Regions from separate parts of the Homo sapiens genome. Here region 2 is linked to region 1. The links are chromatin contacts, found by Hi-C or POLR2A ChIA-PET in ENCODE. All regions are on one chromosome and are shown on one strand. Each heading gives the region's core, a stretch centred on a gene start or an enhancer-like site at or near the end of the contact. The rest is flanking DNA. Distances are from core to core; before and after follow the strand shown. Region 1 holds the start of FBXW2 (F-box and WD repeat domain containing 2). Region 2 holds the start of SLC27A4 (solute carrier family 27 member 4).

Region 1 (3,063 bases), core at 159-2,658:
TTTTAAAGAAAAAGTACCACTGGTAAACATTATCTCATTTCATCTTCATAACCTCATGGAAGGTATCAGTAATGCCGCCCTTAACTAACATTAATGAGGAAATTTACGGCTCAAGAAGTGGAGTGGCCTTCCCAGAATGGCACAGGAAGTAGCAGGCTCAATATTTTGCCCAGTACCCATTCTCCCAAAACCTATACTCAGAGGTATTAGAGACAGGACCTTCTGGAAAACAGTGTAAATGTGTTTTCCCCTCCTCCTCTATCAGAACCTGGCCTAGTCAAGAGTGAAAGCAACATAATTGTTAGTGGTAGAGGGAAGGAGGCTTCATTTCCCCCTTTTCTTATCAAACAAAGAGCACAGAGGCGCTGAAAATGTATACACACCTATAAACTTACATATGCATAAAATGTATTCTGAATATTCAAGAAACTGATAACCCTGGTTGCCTCCAGAGAGAACTGGAGAGCTGCAGAATAGGAATGAGGGGTCCCTTTTTATTGTATACCTTTTAAAACTGAAAACCATGTTAAGTATAATATACTATCAAAAAATAGCCTTTAGTTTTAAGGTGAATTTTTTTAAAGCTTTGAAAGAATACAAATAATGTTTATAAAATATGTGTTCTGCAACTCCACTTGTTGCTGGGTGACCTTGGGCAAATCACTTCACCTGTCTCATGCCCTGTTTCCTCACTTGTAAAATACAGCCAAGAGCATTACCTACAAGGGTTTTTATGAGGGTTAAACAAGACAGTGCAAGTAAAGCGTTTAGCACAGTACTCGGCACGCTGTAAGCCTACAGTAAATGTCAGTTACCATTATTACTTAGCATTAATATTGTTATCTTTGCTTTACTTCAAGCAGCACCCCACATACACACCTGTTTTCATGGCATACCCACAATTATGGCGCAGTATAGCGCTTTGTACTTCATAAACCACCTCATCACACTTCATCGTCTTTCAAACGTTTGGTAGCCCTGGGACATCACTGTTAACTCATTTCGCAGCTAAGGAAATGGAGGCAGTAGGAGGCAGTAACTCCAAAACCCTGTTTTCCCGTCTCTAAAATCCAGATCCCATCAACCCATTCGTTGCTCCCAGGTCCCTTGCTCTCGGAATCGTGTTCCGCGCGGCACTGACCTGAGCGAGCGCCCCGGGGCCCGGGACCTCGCGCCGGGTTCACAGCTACTAGGCACGCTCGGACCGCCAGAGCCTTGCAGCGGCCGGGTCCGCTCCGCAGCCATGGCGCCTGCAGGGAAAGAAAAACAGCCAAGGCGCGGCGGGTCAGCAGAGCCGCGGGCGCCTAAGAGTCCCCTCCCCGACCGGCCCCGCCTCGCATACAGACCCGGACCTGCGGCCGCTGCTCCCGGTCCGCAGCCTCACAGGGGAGCGGCTTCCGGTGCTGCCTGCGTCATCTCCGCGCGTCCCTCAGCTCCGCGGCTCCCGGCGGAAGCGGCTGCACTTCCGGTCCCCGCCCGGAGGTGGGTGGTGGGAGGCTGGAGGCCGGGAGTAGGGGTGGGGAGAAGAGCGTCCCGGGAAGCTGAACGCGTGCCGCGCGGCCCTCACGGTGCTTAGGCTGGGTGCAACCTAGAACGGAGGTTCCTTTCGTACCGTACATCCAGGTTTGCACAGCGCGCTTATGTCCCTCCTCCAATCTGATCTTGCACCAGCTCTGCAGTAGTTTTTCTTATTATCCTCATTTTACGGAGGAGAGGGAGCTGTGGCTTAGAGAAGTTAAGAGACGTGTCCAAATTCATACAACCTGTTGGGCACCTCTTTATCCCGAACGCTGTTCTAGGGGATAGGGTTAGTGAACAAAAAACGCAAAAGCCCCTGACCGCCTGGGCCTTACATCTATTAGGAGGAGGAAGACAGATAAACTAAGGCTCGTGCAAAGGAGAAAAATAAAGCAAGGTAAGGAGGTTGTTGAATGAAAAGAGACAGTCAAGTGATGTAGATTTGAATGAATCACAACGTTTACACTCTGGCTGTGGCCCGGTTACTTAACCTCTCAGACTTTGCTTCATCTGCATAGCAATTATAGTGAGGTCCCCATCCGAAGGCTCTGAGGATTGAAGGAAATGAAGCATGCAAACCTTTTGGCGTCAAGAACTAAAACTGAGCTAAAAAATCCCACGCACTCTTTCTCAACATTTTTTGTGTACCATCTCACTCAGTTCCCACAACAACCCCACAAGCTAGTAACTATTATTAGGCCCCTTTTTAGAGATGGGGAAACTGAAATCAAAAGAGGTTTAGGCATCTTGCCTAAGGTCATAGTAAATGGCTGTCATAGGATTTCAACCCAAACCGACTTCAGAGCACAAGTTATCCTTTTTTTTTTTTTGAGGCAACGTATCACTCTGTCGCCCAGGCTGGAGTACAGTGACACGATCTTGGCTCACTGCAGCCTCGACTTCTCCAGGCTCAAGCGATCCTCCCACCTCAGCCTCCTGAGTAGAAGGGACCACAGGCGCGTGTCACCATGCCCAGCTAGTTGTGTGTGTGTGTGTGTGTGTGTGTGTGTGTGTGTGTGTGTATTTTTGTAGAGTCAGGGTTTCGCTATGTTACCCAGGCTGGTCTTGAACTCCTAGGCTCAAGTGATCCACCTGCCTGGGCCTCCCAAAAAGTGCTGGGATTACAGGGGTGAACCACAATGCCCAGCGCACAAGTTATCCTTGTTTCTCTGTAAGGGTTCCTAAGCCATACATGCATACACGCACATTCACATACATCTTATACCAACACTGTCCAATAAGCTTTTTGCCAGTGATGGAGTTGTTCTGTTGGTGCTGTCCAATAAGGCAGTCACTAGTCTCTTGTGGCTACTGAACATTTGAAAAGTACCTGATGTAAATGAACTAAATTCTTAATTTTATTTAATTTTAATTTAATAGCCACATGAGGCTAATGGCTACCATGCTTGATAGCACAGTCCAATAATATAGACAATAAGAGAGACACATATCCAGTAGATGGTAGAGCATGGCCAAGGTTCCAAGCATCCTGACTTCATTTAGGGTACTTGAAACATGGGAAATAAAAATTGATTATGTGGGGTG
Region 2 (2,902 bases), core at 332-2,831, 7.5 Mb after region 1:
CAGTGGCCCAATCTCGGCTCACTGCAACCTTTGCCTCCCGGGTTCAGTGATTCTCTTGCCTCAGCTCCTGAGTAGCTAGGATTACAGACGTGCACCACCACGCTCGGCTAAGTTTTGTATTTTTAATAGAGACAGGGTTTCGCCCTGTTGGCCAGACTGGTCTCGAACTCCTGACGTCATGTGATCTGCCCACCTCAACCTCCCAAAGTGCTGGGATTACAGGCATGAGCCACTGTGCCCAGCTTATTTTTATTTTTTGAGACACGGTCTTACTTTGTTGCCCAGGGTGGAGTTTAGTGGTGCAATCACAGCTCACTGCAGCCCCAAGTTCCAGAGCTCAAGCAATCCTCCCACCTCATCTTCCTGAGTAGCTGGGAGTACAAGCAAGAGCTACCTGGCTAATTTTTTTTTTTTTCCTGTAGAGGCAGAGTCTCACTATGTTGCCCAGGCTGGTCTTGAACTCCTGGCTGAAGTGATCCTCCTGCCTCAGCCTCCAAAAGTGCTGGGATTACAAGCTTGAGCCACCACGCCAGTCCCAGAATCTTTTTTTTTTTTTTTTTTTTTTTTTTTTTTGAGATGGAGACTTGCTCTGTCGCCCAGGCTGGAGTGCAGTGGCGCAACCTCGGCTTACTGCGACTTCCGCCTCCCAGGTTCAAGCAATTCTCCTGCCTCAGCCTCCCAGGGATCTATTAATGTTTAAGGACAAGTGGCAACTGTGGATGCCCAACATGGTTACTTAACAAGAAACCAATTTTTCAGAGGCCAAGAGTCCCAACAGGGCCGAGAATCTGGCCACTCGCCTATGGCTCTGGAGGTGGCATGACAAATAAGGGTGGCATGACAAATATAGGTTAACTGATTTGTTGCAGGGACCAGAGATCATAGATGGTGAAGTTAACTAAGGGCCTCCAAATCCGTGTCCTTTGTGCCAACAGGTGTGCCAGGCTGCTCACAAGACACCATGGTACGAGAAAGGATTTCTCGTAGTCACCTAGACACCAGGTTTATGGCTGTGTCGCAGCAAAGTTGGGTGTGACTTATGATTTTCGTTCTGAACCTTATTTGTTAGATAGGTCCTGGAGTCCTTAAAACACGCAGGTGAAAGTCAGGGAGTAGGAGCCATCAAAATTCGACTCTGGTGGGACTCGAACCCACAACCTTTGAATGACCACACTAGGCTCAGCTAGAAGTCCAATGCGCTATCCATTGCGCCACAGAGCCGGCTGCGGAACCCGGCCGCCCCGCTCACCTCTGCCTGAAACCGCCCTCTTAGCGAGCTTCTAGGTGTGGTGCTGGGTGTTTGCTGAACTCGGCCGGGGCCCGAGAGCGTGCTCCGGGTTTTCGGCTGTGGTGTGGACTGGGGTGCTCTTCCTACATCCGGGCGCTGGGGACAGCAGGGGGCAAGGGCCGGGGTCGGCAGGGAGGAAGGGCCGGGGTGAAGCCCGCCTGTCTCCTCGCGGACTCGGGGGTCTCCTCGGCTGGGTGGGGCCGCGCGGCGTGGACTACAACTCCCAGCGTGCCGCGCGGCGGCGCCGCCCGAAGCCGTTGCGCGAGCAGGGCGGGCTGGGGCCGAGCGGCGTCAGGCGCGCTGGGGCTGCGCTGCGCCGCCGGCTCTGTGGCTTGCCGGCTTCGGGGAAGGTGCGGCAGGCGGTGCTGCGGCCTGGCACAGCAGGTTTGGGGTGCGGGAGGCGGGCGGGGTAGGAGCGCGGCGGGCGGGGCCGGGCGGCGGGCGGGGCTGGCGGGGCGGCCGGGCCATGCAGGGCGCAGAGCCGGCTAAACCCTGCTGAGACCCGGCTCCGTGCGTCCAGGGGCGGCTAATGCCCCTCACGCTGTCTACGCTGCTGCAACCGGGCCGCATCTGGACGGGGCGCCGCGCGGCGGAGCCGACGCCGGGTGAGCATAGACCGGGCTGGTGGGTTCCCGGGTGGGGACATGTGCCAGGCCGAGTCGGGCGAGGTGGCGGTGCGGACCCCAGGTGGGGGGCGCGCCCTGCGGCGCTATTTCCCCGACAGACGCACTGTTACCTTGCTGTCTAGGGGCGAGGGCGGCACGCGTGACCCGGGACAGGGGCCCGAGGGAACTAGTCACCCTCTTCTGGCCTCTTCTTGCCCCAGCCTTCCAGGACAGGTTCCTGCCCCTCTGCTATGGCGGGCTATGGGAGGCCAGAGATCTGAGGACCCTGGACCCTGGCGTTGGGGTTGAGGACTCTGGTTCAGTTCCCCCGCCCCCGGCTTTTGCTTTTCGCGAGGGGGAGGGGGAGATGGTCTCCCAGGGCTTCTTGTGGTCCAGACCATTCCCTTTTCCTGGCTTGGAGGCTCTCAGGCCATTTCACATTTGTGACCTTCATCTACTCCCAAGAACAGGAAAACTCGGAGAAAAACAGTCCCATCAGATGTCCCCTTGATCGAGTCCTCAAAGCTCCAGGAATAGAACCCAAGAGTCCTAGCTCAACCCAGCCCCTGAAGCACAGTCAAGTCATTCGCCTTCCCCTAAGCCCTAGACCCCAAAGATTCATCCGAGTGGCTGTGTGTGTCTGTGTGATGGGTGGTGGTGTCTTCAAGGTCCTCCTCGCCTCCCTCAATCAGCTTTGCCCCCTGGGCGGTCACCTTTCAAGCACTTCCAGGCTCTAACTCGTTTTCTGGGTCGCCCTCTATAGACCAACAGACGCACTGCGATACCTGAGTCTATGGGCAGGGACCAAGCAGGGCTCCTTTTCCAGGGAGCTGCCCCTTTGACTTGGCCTGGTCATCCACAGAACCTCCCTGGGTTCTGGGTGGGGAGTCGAGCCAGAGACTTTTTTTTTCTTTTTTTGAGACGGAGTCTCGCTCTGTCTCCCAGGCTGGAGTGCAGTGGCACAATCTCGGCTCAATGGAACCTCCGCCTCCCGGGTTCAAGCAATTCT

What was found. A loop is a pair of places that touch in the nucleus more often than their neighbours do. ChIA-PET counts read pairs that join two places held with the same protein, here RNA polymerase II (POLR2A). Pooled maps may share reads with other maps.
Region 2: a loop to region 1 is called in a map of K562, with 10 times the contacts of the local background. The contact joins the promoter of SLC27A4 here to the promoter of FBXW2 in region 1. A Hi-C loop is called at or near these places in 2 of 168 maps with a recorded cell type or tissue (both K562) and 1 of 50 pooled maps. POLR2A ChIA-PET finds 5 or more read pairs at or near these places in 1 of 52 experiments (K562).

The regions. Positions count from the first base shown.
Region 1 is chr9:120,792,008-120,795,070 of GRCh38, forward strand. It overlaps FBXW2 (F-box and WD repeat domain containing 2), which reads right to left and starts at 1,409. Exons shown (of 8, transcript NM_012164.4): 1 at 1,347-1,409; 2 at 1,142-1,250. It overlaps B3GALT9 (beta-1,3-galactosyltransferase 9), which reads left to right and starts at 1,460. Exons shown (of 3, transcript NM_001386823.1): 1 at 1,460-1,915. RefSeq lists enhancers at 1,110-1,740, 1,803-1,902, 2,333-2,422.
Region 2 is chr9:128,338,946-128,341,847 of GRCh38, forward strand. SLC27A4 (solute carrier family 27 member 4) reads left to right here and starts at 1,582. Exons shown (of 13, transcript NM_005094.4): 1 at 1,582-1,893. It overlaps TRR-TCT3-1 (tRNA-Arg (anticodon TCT) 3-1), which reads right to left and starts at 1,221; the gene lies at 1,131-1,221. RefSeq lists silencers at 959-1,600, 1,229-1,638, 1,709-2,108 and an enhancer at 2,745-2,902.